Regions from separate parts of the Homo sapiens genome. Here region 2 is linked to region 1. Evidence: chromatin contacts called from ENCODE Hi-C data. All regions are on one chromosome and are shown on one strand. The core of a region is the stretch at or near the end of the contact, and the rest is flanking DNA. Distances in the headings are between cores, read along the strand shown. Region 1 holds the start of ITSN2 (intersectin 2). Region 2 holds the start of DTNB-AS1 (DTNB antisense RNA 1).

What was found. A loop is a pair of places that touch in the nucleus more often than their neighbours do. Pooled maps may share reads with other maps.
Region 2: a map with no recorded cell type shows a loop between it and region 1 (4-fold over the local background). The contact joins the promoter of DTNB-AS1 here to the promoter of ITSN2 in region 1. A Hi-C loop is called at or near these places in 4 of 37 single-sample maps with no recorded cell type and 5 of 50 pooled maps.

The regions. Positions count from the first base shown.
Region 1 is chr2:24,358,392-24,362,223 of GRCh38, reverse strand. ITSN2 (intersectin 2) reads left to right here and starts at 1,688. Exons shown (of 40, transcript NM_006277.3): 1 at 1,688-1,920. RefSeq lists an enhancer at 1,255-1,404 and silencers at 1,505-1,804, 1,815-1,864, 1,875-2,274.
Region 2 is chr2:25,418,716-25,423,005 of GRCh38, reverse strand. It overlaps DTNB-AS1 (DTNB antisense RNA 1), which reads right to left and starts at 1,913. Exons shown (of 3, transcript NR_183382.1): 1 at 1,783-1,913. It overlaps DTNB (dystrobrevin beta), which reads left to right. Exons shown (of 21, transcript NM_021907.5): 16 at 3,471-3,491. RefSeq lists an enhancer at 2,981-3,660.

The DNA of each region.
Region 1 (3,832 bases), core at 439-2,938:
AGGGGTTATTTGATCTACACAGATCAAATCAAGGGATATGAGTTTTGGACCCCAGACCAGCCCTCACCCTGCTTCTAAAAGCCAAAATAAATCTTGGGTCTTGGCCGGGCGTGGTGGCTCACGCCAATCCCAGCACTTTGGGAGGATGAGGCGGGTGGATCACCTGAGGTCAGGAGTTTGAGACCAGCCTGGCCAACATGGTGAAACCAGTGTCTACTAAAAATACAAAAATTAGCCGGGCGTGGTGGCAAGTGCCTGTAATCCCAGGTACTTGGAAGGCTGAGGCAGGAGAATTGCTTGAACCTGGGAGGCGGAGGTTGCAGTGAGCACAGATCTCACAGTTGCGCCACTGCACTCCAGCCTGGGCAACGGAGTGAGAGTCTGTCTCAGGAAAAAAAAAAAAAAAAAAAAAAAAAAAAAAAGAAATCTTGGGTCTTATATCCAAAAATCTTGAGTCTTACATTTGGTTACTTTTTTTTTTTTGAGACAGAGTTTCGCTCTTGTCGCCCAGGCTGGAGTACAGTGGTGCAATCTCTGCTCACTGCAACCTCCGCCTCCCAGGTTCAAGCGATTCTCCTGCCTCAGCCTTCCGAGTAGCTGGGACTACAGGCGCCCGCCACCACGCCCAGCTAATTTTTGTATTGTTAGAAGAGGCGGGGTTTCACCATGTTGGCCAGGCTGGTCTCCAACTCCTGACCTCAGATGATCCACCTGCCTCGGCCTCCCAAAGTGCCGGGGTTACAAGCGTGAGCCACTGTGCCAGGCCGACATTTGGTTACGTTCATTAGGAAACACTAACTCCTCCCTCACCCCAATCAAAAGAAAGCCTTTCCCCTTGAAGAAGCTTCTTGTCAAGGGCAAACCTTTGGGGTTTTGGGATACGGTGGCGGCTTGAGTTGAAGTCTGGTCTTTTGTGAGGAGACCAGGAACCGGGAGGGGAGAAAAGAGACAAATTCTGAGTAGGAGCTTCGCCTGTCCCTTGGCGAGGGGTGGGGAGGAAAGTTTAGCTTCGTCGTGCTATGCTCTATGGGGACAGAGTCTTCCTACTGCTCGGCGGAGTGTGACTAGCGTAGAGGGTGCTCCTCGTGGGCGCTCCGCGTGTGTTATGGAGGAGGGCGAGGAATGGTGAATGGATGACCGAGGGTATGGTTAAGTCCTCCAGGTCCCTGAGAAGGGTTCAAGAGGCCTGTAACAGACCCATGGGCAAGGGTGGGATCAACCTCCTTCCCACCTTCCACCCCCCAATTCCCAGAGAATTCGTTCCCCCAGATCAGTGGAGAAAACTTCGGCGAGTGAGAAGGTTCCAGGGAGAACCCCGTGGTGGGTGCAACAGGGATGTGGCAGGCACTGCTTGGGACTTTCCAAAACCCCGGCGTCTGCCGTGGCAGGAAAAGCACCACCCAAGCTCAGCATGTTACCTCGGGGAGGAGGAGCCAGGTGGGTCTGTGCAACTCCAGGAAGGGCTGCCAGGTCTGGGGCTTCGGGGCCTCCCCGAGGGCAGAGAGGAGCGCTTCGGACCCGACCGACTCGGAGCAGACCTTCAGGGTTCAATGCCCCGGAACTCCTGGGGCGAGGAGCCACGCCCGGGCAGTTTCGGGCTCCGGAGGGTGGGGAGTCGGTGCCCGGCAGCGGGCGGGCCGTCAGCTGCCCGGCCCGGCGCCTACCTCCCCGCCCCCCGGCTTCCTGCGGAGGCCGCGGCCGCCATGTTGTTGTGGGGCTGAGGCGGCGCCGGCGGAGCCCTGAGCGGCTGTGACAGGCTACGCAACAGGTTCGCGGGCGGCGGCCTGACGACCAAGCCAGCTGCAGTGGCGGCGACGGCGGCAGAGCAGGGTCTCCCCGCGCCTGCCCGCGCCCAGGCTGCCGGTGCTGAGGGACGCGGAGTCGCGCTGTGACGAGCGGGAGGCGCGGCGAGGGCGCCAGGTGGGTGAAGCCGCTAGCGGGGCTGCAGCAAGGCGCGGGGCAGGTGCGGGCGCCGCGCCCGCTGCCCGGAGGCTCTGCGGGTCGGGCTGAGGCGGCTGTGCGCTCCGCACGATGGGGACGGGTCCTCGGGAGTACGGGCGGCCCCCGAGCTAGGCCCCTGGCGGGCTCGGCCGTGCGGGGCGGAAACCTCCGGCCCCGGGTTCCTTCCTCTGCTGCCGGGCCGGGACAGACGCCGAGGGGGCCTGGGCTGGGCTGCCCCTTCCTTGCGGCCGAGCCCGGGTCCCTGGCCGCGGCCTCGTCTGGCAGGTGGCGGACGCCGGCGAGGGTCGGGGGTGGCGTGGCCCCCTCGCTTTCGGGGTGTGAGCAGAAGAGAGCTCTGGGGGCACCCGCACGCCTCCTCGGGGACCCATTTTATTTTCGCGGAGTTGGTTTTCCTTCCTGGCAAGGGTTGGTGCCGAATGTCAGGTGAGCCGCATCCCGGTGCGTCAAAGTAGCCCGAGTCACGAGAGGACAGTGGGCGGATGCTTGGCGTCTACCGCTCGCGTTCCTCCGGAGTTGGAAATGTTAAATTTACCTTCAGCGTTATTGACTTCCAGAATATACAGGAAGCACCGAGAGATGTAATCTCTCAGGCCAGATAAAGTTTATTTGTGTATTTATTTATTTATTTTTAAAGACGTCTGCATATGCATAGTGAGTGGGTAAACCGAGGCTGAAACTGCAGATGGCTTTGTATTCTATAGAAAGATGCTCCGTTTGGATTTATTAATTATGCGCCTTGTCGCTCTAGAATTACCAATGGCAAGTGTGCTTTATTTGAAACTTGTGTTAATACTGAAATAGGAATATTTTTTGATGGAGCCAACCCCTTTACGATAGGAATTAAGGTTAGCATAGAAATGACTTGCTTTGCTCCATGCTTCTAGTTTGTCTCACTAGTGTTTGCTTGCTTACTCAGAAATAGGCAAGGTGTGACTTGAAATTTTACGTTGTTAGTGAGCTCAGTTTAGGTAGCATAGCTCTTGTAGTTTAAAGCTTCTTAAGCGTTTCGAAAAATTGCCTCTCTCCCTGTGCTGGTTTGCTATATTGTTAATCAGTGATAAAACCTAAAAGCTACCTAGAAACATCGCATAAAACATTTACGCGAATTAATAATGACGTCCTTCCAAATTTAAAGATACTGACAACTCTGATGTGTTTTCCTTTAGCTTTTTTTGGCTGTGCCTGTGACTCTCTTGTAATTTCAAAAGTAAATAAAGTGGATGTATTTTATGTTTTTGAAAACGTGGAAAAAATGTGCATTGCTGCTATTTTGATGTAATATTAATAAGCAGTTGAAAAGCTTGCATTTTTTCACCCTTCCATGCATTGATAACTATTCCCTGTGCCCACCTTTGTAATGAAAGGTAAACTCGTCCAAGAAAACTTGACCTGTACAGAATTACTAAGCAGGGAGTTACCATTGTTCGGTACATCTCAAGGCTAAAATCTTGATCTCTCCTGAATATGAGGAGGTGTGTTAGGCATGTTTTGGGGATTGGATTAATAGTGTTAAAAAATTTGTATTTTCACAAAAATAGCATGTACCCATCACCCAAACTCAGCAGCTTTCAAGAAGCTTTTCTTTTTTTCTTTCTTATTTTAAAAAATCCTTTAACCTTATGTAGTTAGTATATCTTTTTTAAAAAGTAGAAAATCATGTAACCTTAGGATTTTTAGTTTTAATGTAGAGTTTCACAAATTTCCATCTTTAGTAAGACAAAAGGGTCACATATTGGCTGTCTCCTTCAACTATACTTTCTTCAGTATAAAATATGTTTACCATGGTTGTCATTTATCGAGCACGTAACTGCATGTTAGACTCTATGCTAAGTGTTTTACATAATCATTTAAAGCTCACTAAGGCCCTAGG
Region 2 (4,290 bases), core at 664-3,163, 1.1 Mb before region 1:
GGCCAGGCTGGTCTCGAACTCCTGAGCTCAGGTGATCCACCCACCTTGGTCTCCCAAAGTGCTGGGATTACAGGCGTGAGCCACCCTTTATTCTTTTTAATGACATAATGTAGACTGACACTCAGGCATTCATGTTTCTCTACATATCTTTCCCTTATACTTTTTACCTGATTAATGAGTATTAATTAATTACTGACCTCAAAAAAACTTCCTATTTAATCTAGAAGTGTTTATGTGTTGGTGTTTCTAATCCATGTTCTACTTCATTTTCCATTTGTCTGATATTGCTTTTGAAACTCATTTTACCAGGCCAGGCGTGGTGGCTCATGCCTATAATCCCAACACTTTGGGAGGCCGAGGCAGGTGGATCACCTGAGGTCAAGACCAGCCTGGCCAATATGGTGAAATCCCACCTCTACTAAAAATACAAAAATTAGCCAGATGTGGTGGTGCATGCCTATAATCCCAGGTACTCAGGAGGCTGAGGCAGGGGAATCACTTGAACCCAGGAGGCGGAGGTCACACTGAGCCGAGATCGCGCCATTGCACTCCAGCCTGGGCGACACAGTGAGACTCCATCTCAAAAAAAAAAAAAAAAAAAAAAAAAAAAGAAGAGAAAAGGAAACTCATTTACATTTACCAGATGAATTCTGCAGTTTTGAATTTCAACCTCATTTGCAAATGCTTATCTAGTTTGAGTGTAAATTTTTATGTAAATGACTACAGTGGCTATGTCATTGCTTTGGCCACCTTGCCAGACCTCATTCATGTGGAAGAGACTCACATGTTTTTAGGTGACATAAGCAGTTCTAAGTTTACACTTTATAATTAAGGTATTACCCCCTTTTAAATCACGTTGGCTCTATCCCTTGTCATCAGTCAATATTTAGTGACCCCACCTGACTAGTTGATAACACAGAGGTTCTCAGACCTGGGATCTGACCTGTTTACTGTGTTGACAGAGCCTTAAGGGCTTTATCTGAATAAGTTTTGTGAGTTTAAATTATACAACACTATCCTAAATAACACTTTGCCAAAGTCCATTCTCTCCCCAGTACCAGGCCACATGGAAGGCCTGTAAGTCCTGGAAGCGCTGCCCTGCCCACTGTCCCCAGCCTAACCTGATATATCTACTGCAAATTACGGTTTCTCTTCTGACAAACTTAAATTGCAATCACCAGATGTCCAAGTATGAAACATTGCTTTCTGAATTTCCCTATTCTGTTGAGCCACAGCAGTGTTCTCTTTAATACCAAACCTGGAGAAAACTGTGGAAGTAGGGAGATGTCTTAGAAACAGTTCTAAGAAATTACATACTGGTCTTTTGACCTCGGATACAATTTCAGCCTGTTAGGATTGCCCCATCCCTCCCCAACCATCGCACTTTCCACTTCAACACAGTGCCAGCAATGAAAACACATTTTATAATTGTTTAATAACTGTCCTATGACTGTTTGCCTTGCCTCAAGAATATAAGAAAAGTGTCCTGCCCCAAAGGGAAGTCTGGCAAGGAAGAGAGCTTGCTTCCTAACTGCAAAGCAGGTGCAAAAGCAGAAGCGCTCTAATTCCTTCCCGCTGCCAGAGCCAGTGTTCAGCGCTCTGTGCCTAGGCTCCTGTGAGTTTGGCTTTGGTCAGGCATCCAGCATCTGGCTTTGATTGTGAAGAGCACCTTCCCATGCTGAGTTGGGAGTCTCCTTAAGAGATTTCTCGGTGCCCATTTATTTCTAGTCCCTGTCTGTCCCTTGCAGTAATAAAAATTATGTTCTCCAAGTGTTTACTCACCCTCTCCCTTTCGTAATTCCTTTGCTTTACTGAGGTCTTTCTCACCATTGCACCCAGGTCTGTAGACTGTGTGGGAGCAGGAGCACTTACCCATTCCTGAGACTTCCTAGGCACGTACATGTTCAGTAAAGACTGGCTGCATGAATTGTTCCAATTTAAATAGAACCATTGCACAGCTTTTAGATTTACATACTAGGCCAAAGAGCTGAGTCTCCCTGACCACAGTGACCCATGGTGAGGCACAGAAGGAGGAAGTGGAAGAGGCCCATTAAAAGACAGAGTAGATGAGTAGCAAAGAACTGAAGAAAGAGAAACTTGAAAGTGTTCTCTTTATCCTTTTTCCTGCAGTGTCTGATAGTGCATTCATTTGGGCAGTCAGCTAATAGCCAGCAAGTGCCTGCTCTGTGTTCCATCACCATAAGGTTCTAAAAGACAGAGACCGGCCAGGTGCAGTGGCTCACACCTGTAATCCCAACACTTTGGGAGGCCAAGGTAGGCGGATCACCTGAGGTCAGGAGTTAGAGACCAGCCTGACCAACATGGTGAAACCCCATCTCTACTAAAAATACAAAATTAGCCGGGCATGGTGACACATGCCTGTAATCCCAGCTACTCCAGAGGTGGAGGTTGCAGTGAGCCCATATCGCACCATTGCACTCCATCCTGGGCAACAAGAGCGAAACTCTGTCGATAGACAGACAGATAGATAGATAGATAGATAGATAGATAGATAGATAGATAGATAGATAGATAGATTGATTTAGATGACAGAGACCATTTCTTTGTTTCCAGTGCTTTCTGCATAAGAGGACTAAATAAACCTGTATTGAATTAATGAAAAACTGAGGTCAAGAATTCTTTTTTGAATGACCTTTCAGGGTCTCCAAACAGTTTCCAGTTTACTGGGGGAAGTTGTGTATGTATGGGACTCACTGAAAAAAAAAAAAAAAAAAAAAAAAAAGACTGTGCCTGAAAGCAAGTAGACGGGGATACAGTTCCAACATGTTTAGTGTGGAGAGGGGACCAAATAAGAAAAGAACCTGTAGTGGGCAGAATTGCTAGTTGGGAAGTGATGAGGGCAGTGGGTCTCAGACTTGTATGCACCAGAATCAGAGACAAGATTGAACGCATTGCTGTGGCCCACCCCTAGAGCTTCGGTTTGGTGGGGATAGGGTGAGGCACAAAGTTTACATCTCTGACAAGTTCCCAGGTGATGCCGATGCTGCTGGTCTGTGTTCCATGCATCAAAAACCACTTGCCTCGATAAATGTACCTAAACACATGTGAATATCGTGAATGATGAATATAGAATTATTATTACAATTTCAAGTCATGGTTGCACTTCCTCTTTCAGATTCCCCTAAATAGCTATGTGAACCTTAGGCAGGTCAGGCCCTCTAGGCCTGTTTGATCTATAGTAAGAATGTTGGCGAGGTGGTTTCTAAGGTTCTTTCCTTCTAGCTCTAGGAGTTAGCATTGAATCACTCACCGGGCCGAGGCCTGCTGCTTGCTTCGTCCTCTGATGCTCCTGTGGGGGATGGGGCCTTTGATCTCAGCACCTGTGGGCCTGGCCTGGTTTGCCTGATTTTTCTATCATTTCTGACCAATGTTTGTGGTGATGGGCATTAATGGGCATTAATTTCTCTCCTTTTTTCCTCTGCCTTTTTTTTTCATCTTCAACACTCCAGGAGGAAGAGCAAAAGCAGGCAGTAAGTGAACTTCGGAATTTCCCGCCGGACTCTCGCTCCTTTGCACGTTCTTCCTTTCCTCATATAAATGTTTCTCCTCTTCTCCCCGCACATCATCTCTGAAGAGGGTTTTATGTGTAAAACCCCCAGCGGTTCTCCCCATGGTGTTGTAAAATGGCCTAAAAGTTCAAGGCATGTTTACCCAGTAGAGCATGTTCTTACTTAAAACCAGAGCTTGTAAGTACCCATCTGTTGTGCGCATTGAAGTGTGCATGATTAGCCAGGCTACCATTGCATTTTCCTGCTCTTTCATTCTCTGTTGTTGTGTGTCTGGAGTGATTTTAATTGCTTGAAACAACTTTCAGGGTGCTGGGGTGACCTCATGTCATGAATGAATGTGCATGAAAATGAGGACTTCTTTTGCTAACTATAGATGTCCTGCAGTCTCGACTAGGCTTCTGGATGCTGGGGCTGTGCCAGCCTCCTTAACAAAATTACTGACGACGACTGAGACACTGACTCCACTTGCAATGATTTCCTGTTCAGAACCTACTCCAGACGGAGCTCGGGTTTTTCTGAGCTGTGTGGCTATTGCATGGTGTTTGGGGGAGGTTTATGTTTGTTTCTGTTTATCCTGATAGCCACTGACCCACACAAGAAAGTCAATTGCAGGCTTATCTACAATATTAGCACCATATGTTTATATAACATAGTAAGATTTCAAAGCATACATTTTTTAAGCTGAAGCTGAGTTTTCGTTTACCTTGGAGCTTTTTTATCCTTTGGGAGATAAATACAAAACGTTTAATTTTTAAAATTT